Regions from separate parts of the Homo sapiens genome. Here regions 1 and 2 are each linked to region 3. The links are chromatin loops, found by intact Hi-C in ENCODE. Cell type or tissue: PC-9. All regions are shown on one strand. Region 1 has its middle 9.2 kb from the start of LINC00479. Region 2 has its middle 16 kb from the start of RIPK4. Region 3 holds the start of LOC105372812 (a long non-coding RNA gene).

What was found. Hi-C counts contacts between places; a loop is a spot of excess contacts. Peaks named below come from ENCODE experiments on the same cell type or tissue, not always from the same donor. Only the 100,000 strongest peaks of a DNase experiment are listed, where the experiment ranks them.
Region 1: it touches region 3 in a loop (5-fold over the local background); 3 of 110 quality-filtered maps call a loop at or near these places.
Region 2: a loop joins it to region 3, with 6 times the contacts of the local background. A loop is called at or near these places in 3 of 110 quality-filtered maps.

The regions. Positions count from the first base shown.
Region 1 is chr21:41,702,607-41,710,606 of GRCh38, forward strand. No RefSeq gene overlaps it. Among named protein-coding and RNA genes, the nearest start is that of LINC00479, 9.2 kb to the right of the region's middle. RefSeq lists a silencer at 4,063-4,357. In PC-9, no CTCF peak of the experiment used is centred here; DNase peaks (open chromatin) are centred at 1,785, 4,195, 4,775 and 5,095; H3K4me3 peaks cover 553 bases; H3K27ac peaks cover 5,964 bases.
Region 2 is chr21:41,778,693-41,786,692 of GRCh38, forward strand. No RefSeq gene overlaps it. Among named protein-coding and RNA genes, the nearest start is that of RIPK4, 16 kb to the left of the region's middle. In PC-9, no CTCF peak of the experiment used is centred here; DNase peaks (open chromatin) are centred at 4,159, 4,969 and 5,399; H3K4me3 peaks cover 1,393 bases; H3K27ac peaks cover 4,542 bases.
Region 3 is chr21:41,630,839-41,638,838 of GRCh38, forward strand. LOC105372812 (a long non-coding RNA gene) reads left to right here and starts at 7,043. Exons shown (of 2, transcript XR_937741.1): 1 at 7,043-7,223. In PC-9, no CTCF peak of the experiment used is centred here; DNase peaks (open chromatin) are centred at 1,273, 3,633, 4,173 and 7,468; H3K4me3 peaks cover 241 bases; H3K27ac peaks cover 7,308 bases.

The DNA.
Region 1 (8,000 bases), 72 kb after region 3:
CTTGAAATGTGAGAAAACCATTCCTGGCTCTCCAGCAGTGCAAAAACAAGAGCGGTGGCATGGTTTCCAACCCCGGCTCTGAACCACCAGGCTCAGCACTTTCCAAACTAAGTTACCTCTTCTCAAAACCCCGCACAGCACAAGGAAGAAGGCACTTCTATTTTACAGATGAGGAAACAGAAGCTCAGAAAGGTGAAATCACTTGTCTGTGGTCATGGAGAGCCAGACAGACATGATCCGGGCACCCTTTTCATTCTGTGCAACATGTCTTCATTCCCACTTTTGACACATTCTTAAATCCCTGCTTTAAATGCAGCATTCATGGCCAGACACAGTGGTTCATGCCTGTAATCCCAACACTTTAGGAGGCCAAGGCAGGAGGACGGCTTGAGCCCAGGAGTTTCCGACCAGCCCACACAACACAGCGAGACCTCAACAAATCTCTACAAAAAATTAAACAATTAGCTGGGTATGGTGGCTTGTCTGTAGTCTCAGCTACTCAGGAGGCTGAGGTGTGAGGATTACTTGAGCCCAGGAGGTTGAGGCTGCAGTGAGCCAAGATTGATTGTGCCATGGCACTCCAGACTGGGCAACAGAGTGAGATGCTGTCTCAGAAAAGAAAAATGCAGCATCCACAATTCCTCAAAGAATTAAACACAGAATTACCGTATGATGTAGCAACTCCACTTCTGGGTTTATACTCAAAAGAATTGAAAGCAGAGATTCAAAGAGACAATCACACATCCATTTCATAGCAGCACTATTCACAGCAGTCCAAAGGTGGAAGCAGCCAGGTGTCCACTGACAAATAAGCAGATACACAAAATATGGTCTGTCCATACAACAGAATATTCGTCAGCCTTAAGGAAGAAAATCTTGACCCATGCTCCGACATGGATGAACCCTGAGGACATTATGCTGAGTGAAAAAGCCAGACAGAAAAGAACAATAATGTCTGATTCCAGTTATATAAAGTCCCCGGAGTAGTCAAATCCATAGAGACAGGAAGTAGAAGGGTGGGTGCCAGGGCTTGGGGAGGGGGAATGGGGAGTGAGTGCTTCGTGGAGTGACAGTTTCAGTTTAGGAAAATGAAAAGGTTCTGGAGGTGGATGATGGTGATGGTTGCAAAACAATGCAAATGTCCTTAATACCGATGAACTGTACACTTAATAATGGTTAAGATGGTAAATCTCATGTTAGATATTTTATCACAATAGTTTTTTAAAAGCAACATTTATGGGAGGAATAATTCCCCAACCCCTGAACACCTGAGCGAATGTCCATCCGTGTGTCATCAACTTGTCCAGGGTGACAAGGGCCAGGCAGCAGCCAGGCCTACGAGGGAGGGAGTGGGGGGAGCCAAGGTCCGGGAGACGGAGGCTCACTCCCGCCCCAGATGACAGACCCCTCGCATCACACACCAGGCTGACTCCTCCACACCCAGGCGTGAGAGGTGGGGAGGGGAAACACCCTGCCAGCGAGAGACCCGCCTGCCCAACTCCCCCCACCCCACCATGCCCCCGCCCAGCCTGGCTCTGCAGCTGTAGTCCTAAGCTGGGCCACTCTGCCCGTGGCCCCTTCAGTGCCTTGGCCTCGAGGAAGCCCCACGTGTTGGGAAGTTGTGGCAGGCAGGGCCTGCAACCTGCAAAACTCCCAGCTTCTCGCAGGACATGGCTGCGGTGGGGACTTTCCCAAAGACCCAGGTGAATTCAGCTGACAGGGCCAACCTGTTTGTCTTTATGATCCCAGTGTTGTCACAGGCCCAGGACTGCCTGTCCAGGCCCAGGGAGGAGTCGCTTGGCCCCAGAATAGCCCCTGCAGGAGGTGAGCAATTACCTGGGCAAACAAAGAGAGTGCAGGTGTGCCAGGCGACTCACACACCTGACCTCAAACAGACACCACAGAGTTCAGGGGGCCACCCACTTATTGGAAAACTACATTATATTCATAGTGATCACTACTATTTATTGAGGTCTTATTATGCGCCATCCACTGTGCCTAAGTATTTTGCTTGTAATAATTCATTAATTCTCACAGCCACCCATGAAGAAAGCACTTTCACCCCCACCTTCCAGGTCAGGAAGCTGTTCCGAAAGGTCAAGTCACTGGCCTGGTGTCACTCAGTAAATTGAGATGTCCACTCCGTGGCCCCCTCTCTGTCCCTAGCACATTGATTAACCTCTGCTTTTCAAGGGTGGATTGGATTTTGGAGATTGACAAGTGCTGGCAGAGCCAAGGGAATGAAGTGATCCAGCCAGAGGCTACGCTCTGAGTTCCGCAGCAGGTGCAGCTCTCCAGCAATGAGCCCAAAGCCCGGCCATGTGGGTCCTAAGCTCACCCTGGAGGCAAAAATCCAATGGAGAGTCTCCAGCCATTCCAGTCGGGTTCTCTGGGGTCTGTCCGTCTCTGCTGTTGGGCTGAGCGGTGCAGAGGACTCAGGGGTGCCCTCAGGACAATGCAATCCCAAGAAGGCTGTCCCCCTCACACACACACAAACACAAACACAAACACACAAACACACAGCATGTGCAGCATGCCGGGTACACACAGGTCAAAGCCAAGCCGAGGGTGGTGGGGGGAGGGTGGGCTTGTATAGCCTTCAACACCCACCTCAAAAGCCACAGAGCATGCAAAGGACCAGACACAAGGAAAACCCCCTCCCGCCAGGCACCTTCCAGAAGGCACAGGTCAGGCAGATGGTGATGGCAGAGGAATGTATCAGGGGAAGCTGAGGTATAAAGGACCTTCAACAAGTTTGGTGACAAGGGAAGAGGACAAAGTGGGACTGTGCTAGCGAAGCATGTTGATGAGAGGAGTTTTTAAGGGTGGAAAGTTCTGAGCAGCCATGAGGGTGGAGGAGGAGGTCAGTGACGAAAATGCTGTATGTGAATTGTATCCACAAATGATATGTCCCAGTCCTAAACCCGGTGCCTGTGAATGAGACCTTATATGGAAAGAGGGTCTTAGAAACGAATCAAGTTAAGATGCGGTCATGATGGGTTAGGGTGGGCCCTAAGTCCCATAACACTGGTGTCCCTGTAGGAGGGAAGTTTGGACACAGACCTGAGTAGAGGGAGGATGAAGTGAGGAGGCACACAGAAGCGGGCGGGCCAAGGCCAACGTGGGGATGTAGTGATGCAGCCACCAGCCACGGAAGCCCAGGACCACGGGCCACTGACAGACATGGGAGAGACGCAAGGAACTGTCCTTCCCCAGAGCCTTCAGACGGAACACAGCCCCACACACACCTTGATTTCAGATGTCTGGTCTCCAGAACCATGAGAAAAAAAAATCTGTTGTTGAATTCACCCAGTTTGTAAAATTTGTGGCACCAGCCATGGGACACTCATGCAGAGGGTGACCTGCTTGGCTCCAATTTCTCAGAGTTGGGCACAAAATCAGCCACAACCCTGTGGTTGTGTCTGTTCTGAGCACAGGGATGCAGCCCACCCCTTCCTTTCCGCACTCTTCCCTGGGACAGCAGGGATCTGAGGAATTCCTCTAGGGGCCTGGCTGCAGGAGGTCCCCGCTCCAAAGCCCAAAGGAGGCAGGTGGGAGTAAGTGAACAGGACGGGAAACGCCGAGCAGGAACCTGCATAGTACGGGGGAGCCCCCAGGCCTGCCTACCGTCTCAACACCAGCATTTGGATTCCACTAGGAAGGAAAACAAGAAGACTGAAAAAGACAGAGAGGAGCAGGAGAGTGTGCAAGGGACAGTCTCTGTCTTCCACATTGGCTGTTTGCCAGAGCATGGCCTGTTGGCACCCCTCGCTTGTTCATAGGTGGCTGACAACATAGCCATAAATCCACCTGTGCCAGTCCATGAATGGACAAAGGGCGAGAGATGACCCTGCTTCAGCCACAGAGGCCAGTGCTCAGACTCCAGCCAGCTGGAGGCCCCCAGGCAGGCGAATGGGCTTGGGTTTCTAAGACCAACACAGAAATGCCCAGGTACACTGTGCTGCTTTTCTCTGGAGAAGAGAGAACGTCCCTTTCACCAAGTTATTATTTCTTCCTTTTAAAATTTGATTGTTATAACATTGTTTTAATAGTCAAGTAGTGCTGCAAGGCTTGTGATAATAAACAGTTGTTATCACTGCACCTCTTCCCACCTCCAGCTCCCTCCCCTGTGAGTCATCGGCCTTCAAGTCTCTCAGCTGTTTCTCTTGACCTTGACCTTCACACTTCCAACATGATTACAGTACTATTCCTTTCGGTTTTATCTCACTTACACCACCACCTCCCACACACTCCCACCTATTCCACCTACCCAGCATCTTCACAACTTACACAGTTACACAATTCGCAACCTTTGGCCAAGTCAATATTTAGTTCTGATATTACTATGACCACCATAAATGTTGTCACAACTAAACCACTTAGGGAACTAGGATGGTCTTTTCTTTTTAGTACAACTTTTTGATTTTCCTGGGGTTAACAATTGCCTCATTTTTTCATAAACTTAATTTTTTTGTCTACTACTTACCAATTATCCCCCCCCCAATTTTCTGATAGACCTATAAAAGTCCTCTCAACAAAGTCAAACATACTAAGTAATCATTCTTTTGTTGTTGCTTTGTTGTTGTTTGTCCTTCCCCTTGGAGACATCCCCTCCAGAGCTCTCTGTCCTATTTGTATCTGGGCTGGCTGACCTCTTGGCTTGTGGCACAGCTCCCCCTTGAAAGTTCCCTTCAACTTCAGTGAGAATTCCTTCGTATTTTTCTGGTGCTAAATCTAATGTGTCCTGTGCCTCACATCTTTCTCTTTTGGGGTTTACTTCCTTGTGCAAGTGACACCCATACCACAGGAACTTGCTGAGAAAGAATGCATGTGAGGTTCAATGATTTCATCTTGCATACCTTCAAACATCTTTGTTCTACCCTTACATTTGATTTTTCATTTATTATTTGAAAATGTGGCTTGCCTTTTCAGTAAGGAAATTCATGTCCTGCAGGTCGGTATTGTTTTGTTTTGTCTTTTGGCATCTTTCTCCTCTTTCTGCTCGCTCTGAGTGCCAACTCCAGAGCTGGTCTGGCTCAATTTCTCTATAGTGTGCACTTCCTGAGTTCTCTTCAGTGAGGTGGATGAGTCATCTAGCCAGGTGGATAACGAGGAAGTCTCAGGGACTAAGTGTCTCTGACAATACATTCAGCCACTACTACAGTATGAAGCCAGCCCCTCATCCCCACCTTCAGAGACCCCTGGTGCCTCAGATTCCTCGGCCATTCTGGAGCTGCTGTGCCCGAGGCTTGTGTAGTTGGAGATCATTTTGGCAGTCAGTGCTGCTTCAGCTTTCACTGTTCTGCTGTGCCAGCACATCACCAGGGATCACCTTTGGCTGCATGAACCAGAACCCCATTCCAGGGCTCAACCAAACAGCACTTTAATTTTCTTACCCAAGCAAGCAGTCCTGGCTTGTACAGCCTCCCCAGGATGTCACCAGGACCCCAAGCTCCTTCTATCTTGCTGCTCTGCCATCCTGTGTCACTTTCTTCCTCATGGAGGCTTCCTGGTCACAGGACACCCACTCCACCTCCAGTCTCTTGTTCACAATCCAAGGAGATGGAAGGAAAGAAATGATGAGGAACCAGGGTGGCTGCAATGTCAGCAACAGTATTTCCCAGGATCTCTAGCAGATTTTTTTTGGGGGGTGGTTTGTTTGTTTGTTTGTTGGGGTTTTTTGTTTTGTTTTGTTTTGTGACAGAGGCAGGGTCTCACTCTGTCACCCAGGCTGGCTGGAGTGCAATGGTGCAATCCTGGCTCACTGCAGCCTCGACCTCCCAGGCTCAAGCAATCCTCCCATCTCAGCCTCCTGAGTAGCTGGGACTGCAGACACGCACCACCAAACCTGGCTAAATTTGTTTATTTTTTTATAGAGACAGGTTTCACTATGTTGCCCAGGCTGGTCTTGAACTCCTTGGCTCAAGCAATCCAAGCTGGTGAGAACGTGGAGCCAGTGAAGCTCACACAAGTCACCAACGAGAATGCAAGATGCAATAGCCACTTTGGAAAATAGGTGGGCAGTTTCTTATAAAGTTAAACAGATACTTAATGAATGACCCAGCAATCCTAATCCTGGATATTTACCCAAAAAGTAAAAACTAGTGATCAGGGCAGGCACAGTGGCTCACGCCTGTAATCCCAGCACTTTGGGAAGCTGAGGTGGGCGGATCTCTTGAGGTCAGGAGTTCAAGACCAGCCTGGCCAATGTGGCAAAACCCCGACTCTACTAAAAATACAAAAATTAGCCGGGTGTGGTGGTGTACACCTGTAGTCACAGCTACTCGGGAGGCTGAGAGAGGAAAATTGCTTGAACCTAGGAGGCGGAGGTTGCAGTGAGCCAAGATCATGCCATAGCACCCCAGCCTGGGCAACAGAGCAAGACTCTGTCTCAAAAACATAAACAAAACAAAAACAAACACAAACAAACAAAGCCTAGAGATCACAGAAAAACCTGGAGACAAATGTTTCTGGCTGCTCATTCATAATCGTTCCAAACTGGAGACAACCCAAATATCCATCAGCTGGGACGTGGATAAGCAAACTGTGGGGAACCCTAACAGCAGATATTATTGTTCAGCAACAAAAAGGAACCATCTACTGACACTTACAGCGACATGGATGAATCTCAGACGTGTTACGCTGAGTGAAAGATGCCAGACACCAAAAGCCACACGCTGAGATCCCATGGAGAGGACATTCTGGAAAAGGCAAAACTGTAGAGACAGGGAACAAATTGGTGGTTGCAGGGGCTGAGAGTGGGAGCTGGGAACTGGCTGCCAAGGAGTGTGGGGGTGGTTTGGGGGTGATATAGATGTGGTCTATGTTTGGCTATGGTGGTGGTTACACAACTGTGACCACTTCGTCAAACTCATAGAACTTTGTCAAAACTCGTAGAACTGTACACTAAAACAATGAGTTTTACCGTATGTTGATTATATAACTCTATCTTTTTTTTTTAATAGGGTCTCATTCTATTGCTTGTCACCCAGCTCAAGCAATCCTCCCACCCCAGACTTCCTGGTAGCTAGGACCTACAGGCGTGTGCCACTATGCCCAGCTAGTTTTAATTTTTTTGTAGAGATGAGGTCTTGCTATGTTGTCCAGACTGGTCTCAAACTCCTGGCCTCAAATGATCCTCTCACCTCAGCCTCCTAAATTGCTGGAATTACAGGCATGAGCCACCTCGCCAGCCTATATCTCAATAAGCCTGACTTTTAAAAGGTTTCAGGCTGGATGCAGTGGCTCACAAGACCAGCCTGCACAACATGGGGAGACCCCATATCCAGAAAATGTTTTTAAACTATTAGCCGGGCGTGGTGGTATGCACCTGTAGACCCAGCTACTGGAGAGGCTAAGGCAAGAGGATCACATGAGCCCAGGGTTTTCAGGCCACAGTGAGCCATGATCATGCAACTACACTCCAGCCTGGATGACAGAGCAAGACCCCATCTCTAAAAAATAAAGGGAAAATAAAATTGTAAAAGGTTTCAATCAACAAACTTGTGGAATACTGAATACCACACCGCTATTTATTGACACCCTGATCATGTGGGTTTAGTCAAGGCCCTGAAAAGTCCTGCAGTTCATTTAACCAAGAGTATTATCCTTCAAGCTTTTTTCCAAGTGACAACAAAAAGGAACCATCTTGATGTACTGGCAAGCATCAAGCAAGATGATCTGGAATGTCTCCCTCCGCACAAATAGTCTGTGACTGTAAAGTGGTTTGGGCCAATGGCCTCCCTGAAGGAGGCTCTGGGAAGTGGGAATCAGACCTTGTGTTTAGGTTTCTTTGCGGAGAGCCGCCTCCTCTCCTCGTTCACGTGCTGACTCAGGTCTTCTCCAGCCCAGGAAACATGGAGGGAGGGAGCAGACCACATGTATGTCCACACCCTTAGAAAACAGTGGCTCCCACAAAGGGAGAGAGGCTGAGCCCCAGTCCTGTGGATGGTTGCTGCCCAGCCCTGGGAGGCTGGTGGCAGACACGCCCTGGGAGGCTG
Region 2 (8,000 bases), 150 kb after region 3:
TTTTATCTTTGTTTTTTTCTAAGAAAATTTTAGGGATTTTACTTGTTTTTGTTTTGTTTTTGGGTTTTTTTGTGTGTTTTGTTGTTGTTATTTTGTTTTTTTTTTTTTTTGGTGGGGGGTTGGCTTGGTTTGGTTTTTGCTTCATTTTTTAATTTTAGGGATTTTTAAAAAGCCAGCATTCCTTAATCTTCTGATTGTTGTGTGACTGTTGTATAATATTGAGAAATACATTCCTGTCATCCACAACTAACAACCATTAATAATGTGTCGTATTGTTTACTTTTTTGTTTTTAACTAAATTTTGCTTTGGGGAAGTATCCATGACGATACAATATAGCTGTGAGATATTTCCTGTACCTGCTACGTAACACCCCTTCATGTAAAACGCAGAGCATTTGGTTTATCCACATCCCCCCGCCCCCCGCCCATGCATATTAGTGGTTTCCAGTGCTAAAGGGACAGCGCCCCCCACGTGCATTTCTCCAGGTACTGAGGCAGGAGAATAGGGGCTGGAGGCAGGGGACCAAAGGCTGTTTCACTCAGACTTCCTACAACTAAATTGAAAGGAAAACCCTAACTTTCCACTCCTAAGTAACAAAAGGACCAGAGGCTATTCCCTTTCTAAACCCCCCCACCTTTTCCTCGAGGCAAATGGGAAATTGGCTGTCCGCAACCAATCAGACTGATTGTGGGTGGAGTCTTCGTTTGCACCTCTGTACCTTCGCTCCAGTCTCTGAACGGTTGCTGTCCACAACGAATCAGACTGATTGCGGGCTCAGCCTTCGTTTGCATAGAAGTATAACTTTGTAACTTCACCCTAGCCTCTGACTGGTTGCTTTTGGCACCTTCATTTACATGAGGTGAGCATGATGTGGCCAATTGGAAACTTCTAGGGGATATTTGGACCCAAGAAGATCCTGTATCCAGGCCCTTGAGCCGCTGCTCGGGTCCGCTCCCATACTGTGGAGTGTACTTTGGTTTTCAATAAATTCCTGCTTTCGTTCTTTTGCTGCTTCATTCTTTCTTTGCTTTGTTGGGCGTTTTGTCCAATTCTTTGTTCAAAATGCCAAGAACCTGGACAAGTTGCAGTTATGACCCTCGACCGGTGATAGTAGCACTCGCTCCTAACAGCTTGGCTGCAGTAAGCCTAGGCTTCCAGGGAGAGCCTCTGCACCTGCTGCTGTGCTGCTTGAGTTCTCTCAGACAAGGAAGCATGAAAAGGGCTGCCTTTTTCAAACAGCAGGGGAAGGAAAACACAGTGATAACAAATCCAAATATTATTTCAATTGAGATCTTATCATATACATCATATACACAGCCATTTAAAAAGTGAAAACAAATATAATAAAATCAAATTATATTCAATAAAAAAAGCAAGGCGCAGGCATTTACATAATGAGACCCACTTCTCTTAATGTATTATATAGTCTGTAAAAGCAAAAGATGTGAAGCACCCCAAATCCCCATGGATGGGCGATGGTTGAATTATTATCACTCATCCATAGGAAAGACTGCCGTGCAATTGTGAAAATGGGAGGAGGACTGTGTCTACACGTGCCTCTGGAGTGATTGCACAGACCACTCTGAACAGAGCAAGGTGGAGGAAATCTTCCATTTTTCCAGTACAGGCAGGAAATAGGGACCCATCCCTCTGTCTATCTATTTACTATCTTTATTCCCATCCATCTATTATCTATCTATGTTTCTACCATTCATCATCTATGTACTACCTAACTACTTGCCTACCTGTTCTCTATCATCTATCTACCATCAATCAATCTATCTCTCCCTATCTGCTTCCATTCTAAAAATAAACAGTGTGAGCACAGTCCACAGGGAGGGGGCTGGAAGTCTCTGGGGGAAGACACAAGTCCTTGTTGCACATGCCCTGTTTTCTAGATTTGACTATGAAACCATGCAAATATTTTACATCCTTATAAAACACAATTAACTTTAAAAAGCAATGTCTAAATACCAAAAATAAAATAAGACAAATGAACCAAATGTGTATCCATTTGGTAGCCTGACTAACCAGAGGGGAGCTATTCCAATTGACTTTAAAACGTAGGAATTTAAAAGTAACTACTAGTGGAAAATGCACTAAGGGCAAAAAGAACAGAGAAAGAAAGGAAAGGAAGAAAGGAAGGAAAGGAAGAAAGAAAGAAAGGAGGGAGGGAGGGAGAGAGAGAAAGAGAGAGAAAGAGAAAGAAAGCAAGAGAGGGAGGGAGAAAGAAAGAGAGAGGAGAGGAGGAAAGAAAGAAAGGAAGGAAGGAGGGGAGGGAGGAGAGGGAGGAAAGGAAGGAAGGAAGGAAGGAAGGAAGGAAGGGAGGGAGGGAGGGAGGGAGGGAAGGAGGGAGGGAGGCATCTTAACCCCTTTCCCACAATCACACTATTGGCTGAGTGTTGATGTTATCCTGAGACTGCCCTGTGTGTGTTGAAGCATAAAGGAAATGTGATATAGAAACTCTATCATTAGCTCTATGGTAAAGAACTGAGATTTTTGGCATGAGAAAATAAAAGTTAAGAAGCTGTAATTTAAAAGAAAAATATTGGCCAGACACAGTGCCTCATGCCTGTAATCCCAGCACTCTGGAAAGTGGGAGGATCACTCAAGCCCAGGAGTTCAAGACTAACCTGGGCAACAGAGTGAGACCCCGTCTCCCCCCAAAATAAACAAAATTAGCGAACATGGTGGCATGCACTTGTGATCCTGGATATTTTGGAGGCTGAGGTGGGAGGATTGCTCGAGCCCAGGAGTTTGAGGCTGCAGTCAGCCATGATCACAACACTGCACTCCAGCCTGGGCAACAAAGTGAAACCTTGTCTCAAAAAAATAAAAAATCATAAAAGACAAGGAAAATATCAGCACGAAATAATAATTAAAATCAATAAAAATGGATAATGCAAGCATTCTATTAATTAGGCTCATTATCATAATGTAAATACATATTTGGGGAACTTGTTCCTCCAAACAGCAATGCTCTCTCTTCCTCCTCTACACTTTATGCCAACTAATTTTACATAAATGGGAAACTGTCATTTCTACCAAAGCGAGCTGCACTGTGTTTCTTGGGGTGAACCTTTAGGGAGACAGCCATTGTGAGAATGAAAGGGGAAATATATTATTGAAAGTTTACTTACAGTTTTTAAAAATGCCTATTTCCTCCCTGTTTTCTCCCACCCTCCAAGTTTATTAGTTACCTCTATCCACTAGCAATGGACAGATTTTCATGATTTAATTATTTTTACTATCAATTTTAAAAGTCAGCAAAACATATTTACTTTTTAACAATATATCATTTTAAAAGGGTACAGAGTTGCAGTTACATAGGACGACTAAGTCTAGAGGTCCAGTGCAGAGCCTGAGGACTGTACTTAACAATTCTGTGCTGTACCCCGGAAATTTACCAAGAGAGATTTCAGGTGCTGTCACCACACAAACACACAAAACGCAACCGTGGGGAGGTGGACATGTTCATATGCTTGACCGTAGTAACTTTGCTGTGAGTATCTCTATCAACACATCATGTTACACAATGTAAATATATGCCTTTTTTTTTTTTTTTTTTTTTTTTGAGATGGAGTCTTGCCCTTGTCGCCCAGGCTGGAGTGCAATGGCATGATCTCCGCTCACTGCAACCTCCGCCTCCCAGGTTCAAGCAATTCTCCTGCCTCAGCCTCCCACATAGCTGGGATTACAGGCGCCTGCCACCACGACCAGCTAATTTTTGTATTTTTAGTAGAGACAGGGTTTCACCATGTTGGCCAGGCTGGTCTCGAACTCCTGACCTGGTGATCTGCCCACCTCGGCCTCACAAAGTGCTGGGATTACAGGCGTGAGCCACCATGCCTGGCCACCATTTTTATTTTTAAAATGATAAAACAAAACACATTGCTGAACCAAGAAAAGAATTGAGATGATCGTGCAAATAATGATGCATACTATATTTGGGAAAAATAAAAGTTATGAAACAGTAGCAGGTCCAAGTTATATACGCAACTGTGTAAAATGTGTTCTTTAAAAATCAGGGTTTCTGTGCTTTCAGCAACCTACACATGTTCTGACTTGTGATCTCAAGGTCTGGGAGACATGTGTGGTGAAATCACACACACCTGCCCCAGCAGAGGGGTCACTGGACGTCTTCATGCGCTGCAGGGAACTCAGATGAAAGGGACCTTAAGTAATGTAACCTTTACGTTAGATTCAAACATGCCTTTATGACTGCTCATCTGATTTGTAATTTAAAGCTTAAGCAAAGTATGGCATTATTTAAATGCTCATTTTTAATTTGTTGAAAGAAAAGTCAATATTTATCATGAAGACTGCGGCTCAAGCCTAAGACCTATCTAGTGGGAAGCAGGACCAGAGCAAAGGTCTGACTGTACGTGAACATTTTAAATTTTTTTTTTTGTTTTTTTTTTTTTTGAGACAGAGTCTCACTCTGTTGCCCAGGCTGGAGTGCAGTGCTGTGGTGCGATCTTGGCTCATTGCAACCTCCACCCCCTGGATTCAAGCAATTCTCCTGCCTCAGCCTCCCTGGTAACTGGGATTACAGGCATGTGCCACCACGCCCGGCTAATTGTTTTGTATTTTTAGTACAGACGGTGTTTCACCATGTTGGCCAGGCTGGCCTCGAACTCCTGACCTCAGGTGATCTGCCCACCTCGGCCTCCCAAAGTGCTGGGATTACAGGCGTGAGCCACTGCACCTGGCCAAAATTTTAATTTTTTAAATAAAATGTTATCCTTAGACTGCCTTTCCTCCTCTGTTTACTCTTCTTTACACTGTGTGTGTACATGCACTGGTTCACATGTGTGCATGTGTGAGCATGCACTGCGCTCATGGGTGTGTGTTGAAGGCCGAAAGAACGAGGGTCGTGACCAGCTCAGCACACCGCTGGAGGCTGTATGAGCAAACAGCAAACTGTTCTCATGAATGCAGGTTGTTGGCAAACTGACAAACCGCCACCAGAAGGAACCCTGAGGGCAGTCACGCCCCAGGCGCAGTGTTTCTTGTGATTATCTACAGCCACATCTGAAGCCTGTTGTATAAAGAAAGCAATTATGTGAACCTGTCATAAATCAAGCAGCTGACCAATCGTTACCTTTTGCTCCCTGTTGATTCTGCCTAGTAAATACGAAGGGCTTTAGAGGCTCAGGGCCCTTGCTCACTAGAAGCAAGGAGCCCCCGACCCCTTCTTTAAAACAGATCTTTTTGTCTTTGTCTTCATTTCTGCGTTCATCCCCCTTCGTTCAGTCCTGTAGTAACCGTCATAGGTGTGCATGCACAAGTATGTGTGTGTGTGTATGCACATGAGACTGAACCTGAGAAGCTCCACACTCAGCTACATCAGGGGCAGCCCAAGACCTGCGGAACTTTCCAGCATGACTCACGTCTCCCCGTCCTGCCCCTATCTTCCAGAACACTGCCAGCCAGATGTATCTTATGTAACGCCATCCCTCATGCAGAGGACCTGCAGGTTCTACACACTGGCATTTGGGGGCCCCTTGGGAAAGTGACCAGTGAGGCTGAGAGGTCCACAAGCCCTACCCATACCCCAAGAACCTTCAGGCTTGCAGAGATTTGAGGAAACCTCCAGTACAAGAGGTAGGAAACAAACAGAAAAGAAACAGACAGTTCAGAGATTGGTGGCAGAGGGAGAGCTTCAAATCTTCAGAGAAGATGTGTCACCCATGAAACTAGAACACAGTGAGTAGGGGACAAGGAGGACCAGATAACCAGAAAGAACGCTTAGAAATTAAAACATGAAGGCCAAGACTAAACATTAAAGAGTCAAGAAGATCGTCCAGAAATTACCACAAAAGGGGCCGGGCAGGGTGGCTCCTGCCTGTAATCCCAGCACTTTCGGAGGCTGAAGCAGGTGGATCACCTGAGGTCAGGAGTCCGAGACCAGCCTGGCCAACACAGTGAAAACCCAACTCTACTAAAAAAAAAAAAAAAAATGCAAAAAAATTAGCCAGACCTGGTGGCGGGCGCCTGTAATCCCAGCTACTCGGGAGGCTGAGGCGGGAGAATCACTTGAACCTGGGAGGCGGAGGTTGCAGTGAGCCGAGATCGTGCCATTGCACTCCCGCCTGGGCAACAAAAGCGAAACTCTGTCTCAAAAACAAAACACACAAACAAAAACAAACAAAAAAACAAGAGAAAAAAGAAAAGAAAAACGAAATTCCCACAGCACTACATCTGCAGTAGGCACTGAAAGCCTCCTGTCCTGGGAGACTCCCCTCCTGCCTCCTGGACAGTCCCACTCTGCCTTTGTCTCCCTTCTCTCCTCTTAGAATTCCCACTAGCCGGATGCCTCTGCCAACTGAAGCTACTATGAACATTGTGTGTAAGTCTTTTGTGGATATATGTTTTCATTTATCTTAGGTATTAGGTTGGTGCAAAAGTAATTGTGTTTTTTGCTGCAAATTTCTGAGTTAAGCCTACTGAGCCGAGATCGCACCACTGCACTCCAGCCTGGGCAACAGAGCGAGACTCTGCCTCAAAAAAAAAAAAAAAAAAAAAAAAGAAGAAGAAAGCACAGAATTCTCACCCACACTCTCTGCTCCTGCATCCCCGCCAGATCTGTATTGGTGTGGTGCATTCATTACAGCTGATGAACCAAAACGGATCATTATTATTAACTAATTATTTAAAATTAACATTTAGGGCTGGGCGCAGTGGCTCACACCTGTAATCCCAGCACTTTGAGAACCCGAGGTGGGCGGATCACTTGAGGTCAGGAGTTTGAGATGAGCCTGGCTAACATGGTGAAACCCCGTCTCTACAAAAAACACAAAAATTAGCCAGGCGTGGTGGCACATGAGACTACAAGTCCCAGCTACTCGAAAGGCTGAGGCAGGAAAATCGCTTGAACCCAGAAGGTGGAGTTTGCAGTGAGCCGAGATTGCGCCATTGCACTCCAGCCTGGGCGACAGTGTGAGACTCCATCTCAAAATAAAAAAAGAGACTCCATCTCAAAAAAAAAAAAAAAAGAAAAGAAAAGAAAAGAAAAAGTCATGGAAAGCAGCTCAGGTGCTTCTTTGTTTTATCACTCCCAGGAAAGTGAGGCTTTTTAAAAGGTCCTACTCTCAGTGATGTTCCACAAACTTTATCATCAAAGACAGACAACACTCAATACACTCTAGAAAATCTCCATGTGCTTAAAGTCAGGTGTAATTGAAGTTAAATGGGGGCCAGTCGCAGTGGCTCACACCTATAATCCCAGCACTTTGGGAGGCCAAGGTGGGAGGATTGCTTGAGCCTAAGAATTCAAGACCAGCCCGGGCAACATAGTGAGACTCTGTCTCTACAAAAAAAAAAAAAAATTAGCTGGCATGATGGTTCATGCCTGTAGTCTCAGCTACTTGGGAAGCTGAGGTGGGAGGATGGCTCGAACCCGTGAGGTCGAGGCTGCAGTGAGCCATGATCACACCACTGCACTCCAGTCTGGGCCACAGAGGGAAATCCTGTCTCAAAAAAAAAAAAAAAAAAAAAAAAAAAAAGAAAGAAAGAAAAGAAAAGAAAAAGAAATGGTAAATTTCAGAGACTCTTCAAGGAGAATATGTCAAATAGTACTTAAAGCTGTTAAGGCTTCCAACCAATTCTTGAAGTCCTTGAAGGTTCGTAGGAAAGTCAAAGAGGGGAGAAATTGCCTGGAGAAAACGGTTAACGACGCAGGGCTGGATGAGGAGTTAGTCTGTGGATTGAAGAAGTGAAAGGTTATTAGACATAAGGCTATCATTACCTCTACTTGATCTTTAGAAGAACAGAACGGGAGGAAATATCCTAAAGAATCCAACACAAGGAAGTTTGTGGACAGGAATGCTGTTGGATGATTGCGTGAAGTTGGGAAATCTCTCCAACTTGTTTCATTAATAAGAAAATAAATCATGTCTGGGGTAGTTTAGCCATGTTCTTGCTCTTGGCTTGAAACAATGGTTGTCAAGTTGCTGCCGGGGGCTATAAAACTTGATTTGGTCCCGAGTTGAGGAAA
Region 3 (8,000 bases):
TAAAGCTGGAATTCTATTTTATTTTTTGACCTCTCCCTCTCCCGAAAAGACAAATCCCAAGTACACATATCAAGGTGTGGTTCAATCCGAGGTCCGTCTCCCCTTGGGGTGCCAAATGCGTCTGGGGGTTCTCCCTCCCTGGGCCGGCTCCACACGGTCGTGGAGCCTACCTTGCCCTGCCCCTCACCCTGTCCCCTGTGCTTCCCTCTCCCTGGAAGCGAGGCCTGGGCTGTCCCAGGGAAGGATCCAGCAGGAGAGGGTGGCAGGGCCGGCCTGGGCTGGGCTGCAGCTGCTGTCGTGGTTGCCATCCTCGGCATGCGTTCGCTGAGGCTGCCGCGGTAAAGCACCACAAACCGGGGACTTAAAGTCACAGAAATTGATCCTCCCAGAGTTCTGGAGGCCGAAAGTTTGCCATCAAGGTGACTGCAGGGCTGGTTTCATAGGAAGGCTCTGGGAGAATCGGTCCCTGCCTTTCTCCAGCTTCAGTGGCTCCAGCAATCCCTGGCTCTCCTTGGCTCATGGCCACGTCACTCTCTGCCTGCATCTTCACGTGGCCTCCTCCTCTCTGTCTCGATGTGACATTTTCTGTCTCCAATAAGGACACTCATTGGATTTAGGGCCCACTACAGCCCAGTATGACCTCTTCTTAATTTCACTACAACTGCAAAGAGCTGATTTCTAAATAAGTGCACATTCACAGGTACTGGAGATTGTGAGCTTGTCTTTTTGAATATTTCTTTTTAGGGGACACAATTCAACCACTACATCCTCCCACAGAGGAGAGCTGAGGCAGGTCTGGCATGGGGGCCCAGGCAGGACTGGAGGAGGGCAACAGCCAGTGGGGGCACTTGGAGAGGCCTTGCCCCCACACAGCAGGAGTGTGGGATGATGTTTAGGATCCTGGCAGTCCATGAGCTCTTGGAGGGAGGGTGGATTATGTCCTTTCCTGAGAGTGGGTAAGCGTGGAGGTGGCACCTCCCTGGCAGCAGTGAGCAGGGGCAGATGGGAAGATGTGTGGGAAAGGGTTGCTTTGCCGCTGTGCCTGCGGGGATACCAGGAGAGGAGTGGGGGGCAGTGGATGTTCCTGAGCTGGCCCTGCGGAAGAGGAGATGGGGTTACCGGAAGAATGTGTCTACCAGAGCTGCTGCATGAGGGCACAGGTGACCCTCTGGAAGAGACAAGGGACACCGGGTGTCCTGCCCTGAGGTTTGGGGGTGGGGCATGATTCCACCTGTAACCACAGCGAACAAGAGAAATAGGCCCAGCTATGCAGCTGATGGCAGCTGGCACAGTGCCTGGCCTGAGGGAGGAGCTCCTTCAAGCAGTGGCTTGACTCATGACCTGGGAAGAGGCAGGGGGTGGGGGAGGCATCAAAATAGCGTTTCTGAGCTGCAGGGGGGCTTTGGTTTGTCCTGTGTCAGGAGTGCCAGAGGTGCTCTCTGGAGGATTGAGGCAGAGGCAGATGAGCGCCAGCCCGCATGGAGGCAACGTGTCTGGGGACACCCAGCGGACAGGGCAGCAGCCCTGATGCTTGGAGTCCTTGAGCAAACATCTCGATCCTGTGATGAGTGCACGACACCCAGTCTCTGTGTGGTTGATGGGGCTGGGTGGAGGCCAGGGTGGGTCTCACCTCCGGCTCACAATTGTTTGCCACTGACTTGTGAACACACCAGCAGTCAGGAGCCCCTTCAGGTGCTTTGGATTGAAGCTTAGACAATTCGCTCTCTTTAAGAAAAATAATATAAAGTCATTAAATCAAAGTAAGATACAAATATGAGTTCCTATTTAGAATGTGAATAAATCACCAGAAAGTGTTAGCGCCATGGAGATTCAGGTCTCTTCCTCTGTCCTTCTGCAATCTCTTTTAAATAGATTGAATTCTGGCATCCTCTCCTCACCTACAACCCTCTATAGCTCCCAGAAGCTCTGGGTGCTCCCTGGGTTGGAGTAGATTGGGCCCCTGGAACTTCAGCTCATTCGCTTCCAGGTACAGCCCCTGCCACCTGCAAAGGGGAGGGTTATTTCAGGCCAGGTGTGGGTATCAAGGGCTGAGCTCCACTGTGGGCTCAGGCAGATCCTCTGTGCCAAGAGGTTTGGAGGCTCCTCCACCTGGGCACCAGGCCCAGCTGGAAGGCAGTGACCAACTTCCTCTTGCACCTGTCAGCCTTCACTTGCTCCCCTCAGACCTAACGCCAGAGAGGAGGACTCCCTCCAGCAGCAAACATGCAATTACGTCCCCTCCTTCTGACCTAGCTCAAGAACTCCACTGGCAGCTCATTAAGTCAGGGGCAGCTTGAAAGTCGCTGCTCTGAATGCCACAGTTTTATGTCACTTGTAAGAAGGGTTGGGGGCGGGTAATCACAGCCCTCTGCACCAGACGAAAGGTGCGCAGGGAAAGGGTAGGTGTAATTGGGGGCCCCTGCAGCTCCTCTCCACAGAGCAGAGTCACGCCCCAGGTTAGACTCTCCCCAGAACTGCTAGCCTGGCCGGGGCCTGCCAGTTGACTTGGGGAAAAGGCAGAGGTGGAGGCCTGGGAAACTGGGAGGCTGTGGGCCGCCATCCTCAGCTCCCCACCGCTCCTGAGCACCCCTTTCTCCGTCTGTCACTCTCCTCTCCTGCTCTGTGCCTGTACATCCAAGCCTGGGTCCTGTGTGGGCTGCTGGGGAAGAGGAAAGAGGGGCTCCTCCTTCTAAACACCCCACACGTAAGCGTGGCTGCTTTCAGTATTTCATTGAATTGCCTGCTACAGTGGGGATTTGGGCAGGATCCCAAATATCTTCCTTGTGTCCCAGAATCCTGTTCATTTTTCTATCTGTGCATCCATCCACCCATGCGCCATCCATTATCCATTTGTCCATCCATCCATCCACTCACATTGATCCACCATCCATCACTCTTTCATCATCTGTCCATCCATCCACTCATCTGTTCATACACCCTCTATCTATTTATCATCCCTCCATCCTTTCATCGTCCATTCACCATCCATCATTCATCTGTCACCCATCGGTCCATTATTCATCCATCATTAGCCCAACTGTCCATCCATCCATTCATCATCCACCCACCATCCATCACTCTCCATTATCTGTCCATCTGTTTATTCATCTCTCCATCTATTCATCCTCCATCCATCCCTCTATCCATCTACCACCCATTCATTCATCATCCGTCCATCTCATGGAAAAGTCTTATGCACCTGCTAACATGCATGCCAGGAGCTGCGCTTGTCCCTGAAGCTACAGAGGCTTTTGAGACCAGGGTCTTGCCCCTCATGGTGCCACTGCTCTACTGGGGAAGCAGACAGAGCAGATTGAATGGGCCCAGCGACAGTCATGGGGCACAAGCGGTGCCATGATCCTGGAGCAGCCACTGAGCTGCCCCTCCTCCTTCCTTCTCCCGGCCTGTCTCTTAGCAGCCCTGCACTCAGAGTTGGGTGCACCCCCAACCCCACTGTCCCCTCCCCTGCTCCGCAGCCTGGGACCGGTTCCTGGGAACCTGCAGGTGGAGGACTCATGGCCCCAGGCAGGGTGATTACCCGCCTCACCCCTGCCAGTCTCCACAAGACTTCCCCTGAGGCCCAGCTCAAGAATGCACTGCATTTTTCTCATCTCAATAAAGGTACAAAGGGTACTTCTGGAGCCAGGAAGCCAAGAAATCACACCCTTTCAGGTGCATTCTTGGCTGCTGTGTTGAGGATTCTTTTTAGGGGGTTGGTAATGCTGCTTTATTGGATAATTTACCTCTTTGACTCAGGCCTGAGGAACGCCAGTCCGCCCCCTCCATCCTAACCTGCAGAACCCTCAGCCTGTGACTCTGGTAACAAGGAGGACCTCAGTTAATCAAGGCAGGGAGGGATGTGGAAGAGCAGGTTGGGAAGAGGGAGGCCCACCCAGCAAGGGGGGCAGTGAGATAAGGAACTGAGACCCTGTGAAGCCAAGTGGCTTGAAGCAAAGTGGCTTGAAGCCCCACATGGTGATGGCAGAGAGAGTGCTCTCGGGGCTGCAGCAACTATTGATTTCATCACTTTCCTTTGCAATGTTGGCTTGTGGACACACCAGCCAGGTGGCCTAAGGATAAACCTTGGCCTTCAAATCTTGAAATTCACCCTTTCCCAGTTCCAGCTTTGACACATTGAGTGACTTAGGGGGAGTCACTTGGCTTGCCCCAGTCTGGGCGTCCTTGTTTTGAAAATGAGTCGGTTACAGCTGTGAGCTCATAGTGTGTCGTGAGAACCGGTGACTTACTAATGCTTATGAATTCACGGTTGGGCTCTCTGAGAGCTCGGGCAGGGCACACCATACAAGGCACCAGGCCCTCGGGGCGGTGAGGAGGGAAGATCAGGGGAGGGAATGTTTCCCCTGTGTGCCCAGCCCCGTGCCCCTCTAGGGCCTGCTCCCAGTGCCCTGTGACCTTGGGCAATAAATGTTGCTATTAATGGTACATCTGTCTTGCCTGCTGGAACGTCAAGCAGTTTCACAGCATCAATCAAAGGCTTTGAGCTTCTGGGAGAAGGCGCCAAGGAGCTCCAAGGTGTTATTAGAAGTAATTGGGTCTGCAATTGGGGAAACCTTCAAAGCTGCCAGACTTAGTTTACTTTACCCACTTTCTCTCTTTCACCTTTCTCCTCCCCCCACTACCTTGCTATTGCCCTCCTTTCCCTCTGCCTCCTCCAACAATTCTTTCTCATCCTGTCTCACCCGCAAGTTGCTCTCACACTTTCCCTGCCAGCGTAAGAACCACCCCCAGCCCCCACAGCCAATAGTCTGATTCTACAGTGATGGACCCTCACACAACCAGGACTGGCAGGAACCCCGGAGAGCATGGAATCCAAACCTCAAACCAGAGAGGTGAAGGTTGTCCATCCATCCATCCATCTATCCATCCATTCATCCATTCATCCACCCATTCATTCATCCATTTATCATCCATCCATCTATCCATCTACCCACTCCATCATCCATCTTTTTGTCTATTTATCCATCATCCCTCTATATATCCATTCATACATCCATCCTCTCCATTTATCATCCACTGATCAATCCACCATCCATCCATCCATTTATCCATTCATTCATCTACCCACTCATCCATCTATCCTTCCACCCACTCTACCATCCATCTTTTCATCTATCTATTCTTCCATCATCCTTCTATACATCCACCTGTCCATCATCCATCCACCAGCCAGCCACTCCATTCATCATCCATCCATCCATCCATTCATCTACCCACTCCATCCACCATCCATTCATCTTCTCATCCACCCATCCATCATCCATCCATTCATCCACCCACTCCATCCATCCACTCATCCACCTGCTCCATCCATCCATCCACTCACCCATCCATCTATTCATTAATCCATTCATTCATGTATCTATCTACCCACTCATCCATTCATCCTTCCACCCACCATCCAGTGCTGACTCTGCCAGGCCTATGTTTCTTCTAAACATACCCAGATAAAGAATTTAGGCCTGCCTCTAAAGTCTAGTCAAGATGCAAAAAACAGGACTCCCCTGGTAGGACAAATGTGGGACAATGCCCTGGCTTCTTACAGGGAGCCCCTTATCCTGCCCTACACAGCCCTGTGGGGCCTTTCTTCATTCTCATTGCCCTGACTCACACTCCATGTTGTTCCTCGCAGGGGTTGGGGTGAAGGGGCAGGGGGTTGACTCCAATGCTCCCCTCCCTGTTCTTCTGACCTCATGACTCCTGAATGCTCTCTGCTGGGGAGATCATGTGCAGACAGGTAAATATGGGTCCTGGAGAAAGAATCAAAGGTGGGGGCAGTTTCATGAGAGGGAGTTCCAGCAAAGGGAGAGTAAGCAGAGAGGACCGCCAGCTCTGCTGGTCCCTCCTCTGCCCACAGTGGGTTCTGAGGACCCTCTGTCATCTTTGACACACATCAAAGTCCTGGGGAAGGCAACAAGTTCCCAGGGAGCAGGACCGCCCAGAGTGGCCCAGGCACTATCTGCATCAGAATCTGGAATCACAGAGGAGCTTGTTAAAAGCATGCATATGTCTGGGCCCGGCCCCTTCGAATTAGGATCTAGGCCAGGCCCAGGAATCTGCATGTTAACAAATTCCCAATGTTCTTTGTACACAGTGTTTGAGAACAGTGGCTCCAGAAGCTCAGTGTGTGGTTGAGGGTGGGATGTTCCCAAACACCCTGAAGCTGATAGTGCCACAGCCTTGCCTATGTGGCTGAGATCCAGGCACAACAGAAGGGCTCTTGCTACCGTTGGGTGGCCCTGTGGAGGTTCCTCTTCTTGTTCTCAATCCTGAACCCAGGGGATGCAGGAGAAGCCTTGGATTTGCAAGGGCAGGGGAGACAGCCAGGCTGGCTTCTTCCTCCACTCAGGACAAGAGCCAGGGTTTGGAGCCAAGCCAGCCCCACACAGAAAAATTCAGAGTGTTTCGAGCCCATCTTCAGCTCCAGCCCCCTGCTCTGTGCCCTCTCCCCTTTCATCTGCCTCCCTGCCCTCAGTTCCCTCACTGTCCACCTCGATCCTCACCAAGGGGATCTGTGGAGTGGGACGCTTTGCTTTATGGGTCTTCTATGATGTGCTGGGCAGCCTGCCAGGTGTTTTCTATAACAACCCACTTACGAAGTGGGCTGGCCTTCGTCCCTTCTTCCCTTCCTTTTTCTGCTCTGCCTTCGTGTCTTTCCTTCTCTCTTCTTTCCCTCCTCTCTTCCTCCCTCTCTCCCTCTTTTCTTATTTTTTATTTTTTATTTTTTTCTGAAATGGACTCTTGGTCTGTCGCCCAGGCTGGAGTTCAGTGGCACGATCTCGGCTCACTGCAACCTCCACCTCCTGGGTTCATGCGATTCTCTTGTCTCAGCCTCCTGAGTAGCTGGGATTATAGGCGGGTGCCACCACACCGGGCTAATTTTTGTATTTTTAGTAGAGATGGGTTTCACCATGTTGGCCGGGCTGCTGTCAAACTCCTGACCTCAAGTGATCCACTCACCTCAGCCTCCAAAAGTGCTGGGATTATAGGTGTGAGCCACTGCACCCAGCCTTCTCTCCCTCTTTTGTTTCTCCTTACTTCCCTCTTCTCTTCCCTCCCTCTCTCCCTCTTTCTTTCCTTCCTTCCTAATATATTTTTTGCTGAGTACCTATAATGTGCCATGCATACTCTAGACCCTGCGAAAGGACTCACCTCAAGGAATTCACATTCTCGACAAGGGGAGACAGACACAAAGAAATAAGCAGGTAAATCTGGGAAGCCTCCTATGGTAGTAAGTCCTTTGGAAAAGATGAAGCTGGGGAGAGAGATTGAGAGGGTCAGAATTTTAAATTGGGTATTCAGGTGAGATTTGAGCAGAGGCCTAAAGAGGTGTGGGAACACCCCAAGCAGGTAGCTGGGAGAAAAGAAGGTTAGGCTGGGAGACCAGTAAGTGCAAAAGTCCTAAAGCAGGACTGTGCTTGTGGCGTTTGACAACAGCAAAAGGCATGTGACCTGAGGTCAGAGAAGAAGCAGAAATGACAAACTACCCCCACACTGCACAGCTGAAAACAACCCATTTTATTTCTTCATGAGTCTGCAATCTGGGCTGGGCTCGTCTGGGCGGCTCTTCTGCTGGTCTTGCTGGTGGCCCTCCATGTGGCTGCTGTTAGCTGGGATGTCAGCTGGGCTGGCCAGAATGGGGGTGCTGGGATGACTGGATTTCTCTCTCTATGTCTCTCCATGTGGTCCCAGGGCCTCTCTCCCTTCTGTGGCCTTTCTGTGTGTTCTCTCCATGAAACTTTTGGCAGGATAGCTGGCCTTCTTATGTGGTGGTTCAGAGCTCCCAAGAGTGCAAAAGTGGAGGCTGCCAAGTCTTCTCAAGGCTTAGGCCCATAAGTGGCACAGCACCACTTCTGCCACATTTAATTAATTAAAGTGAGTCCCAGGGTCCACCACATTTAGGGGGAGAGGACTGTGTAAGGGCATGAATGTTCAAGATGTGTGTTCTGCAGTGGGCAGGTCTATGCAAACCTACCTCCAAA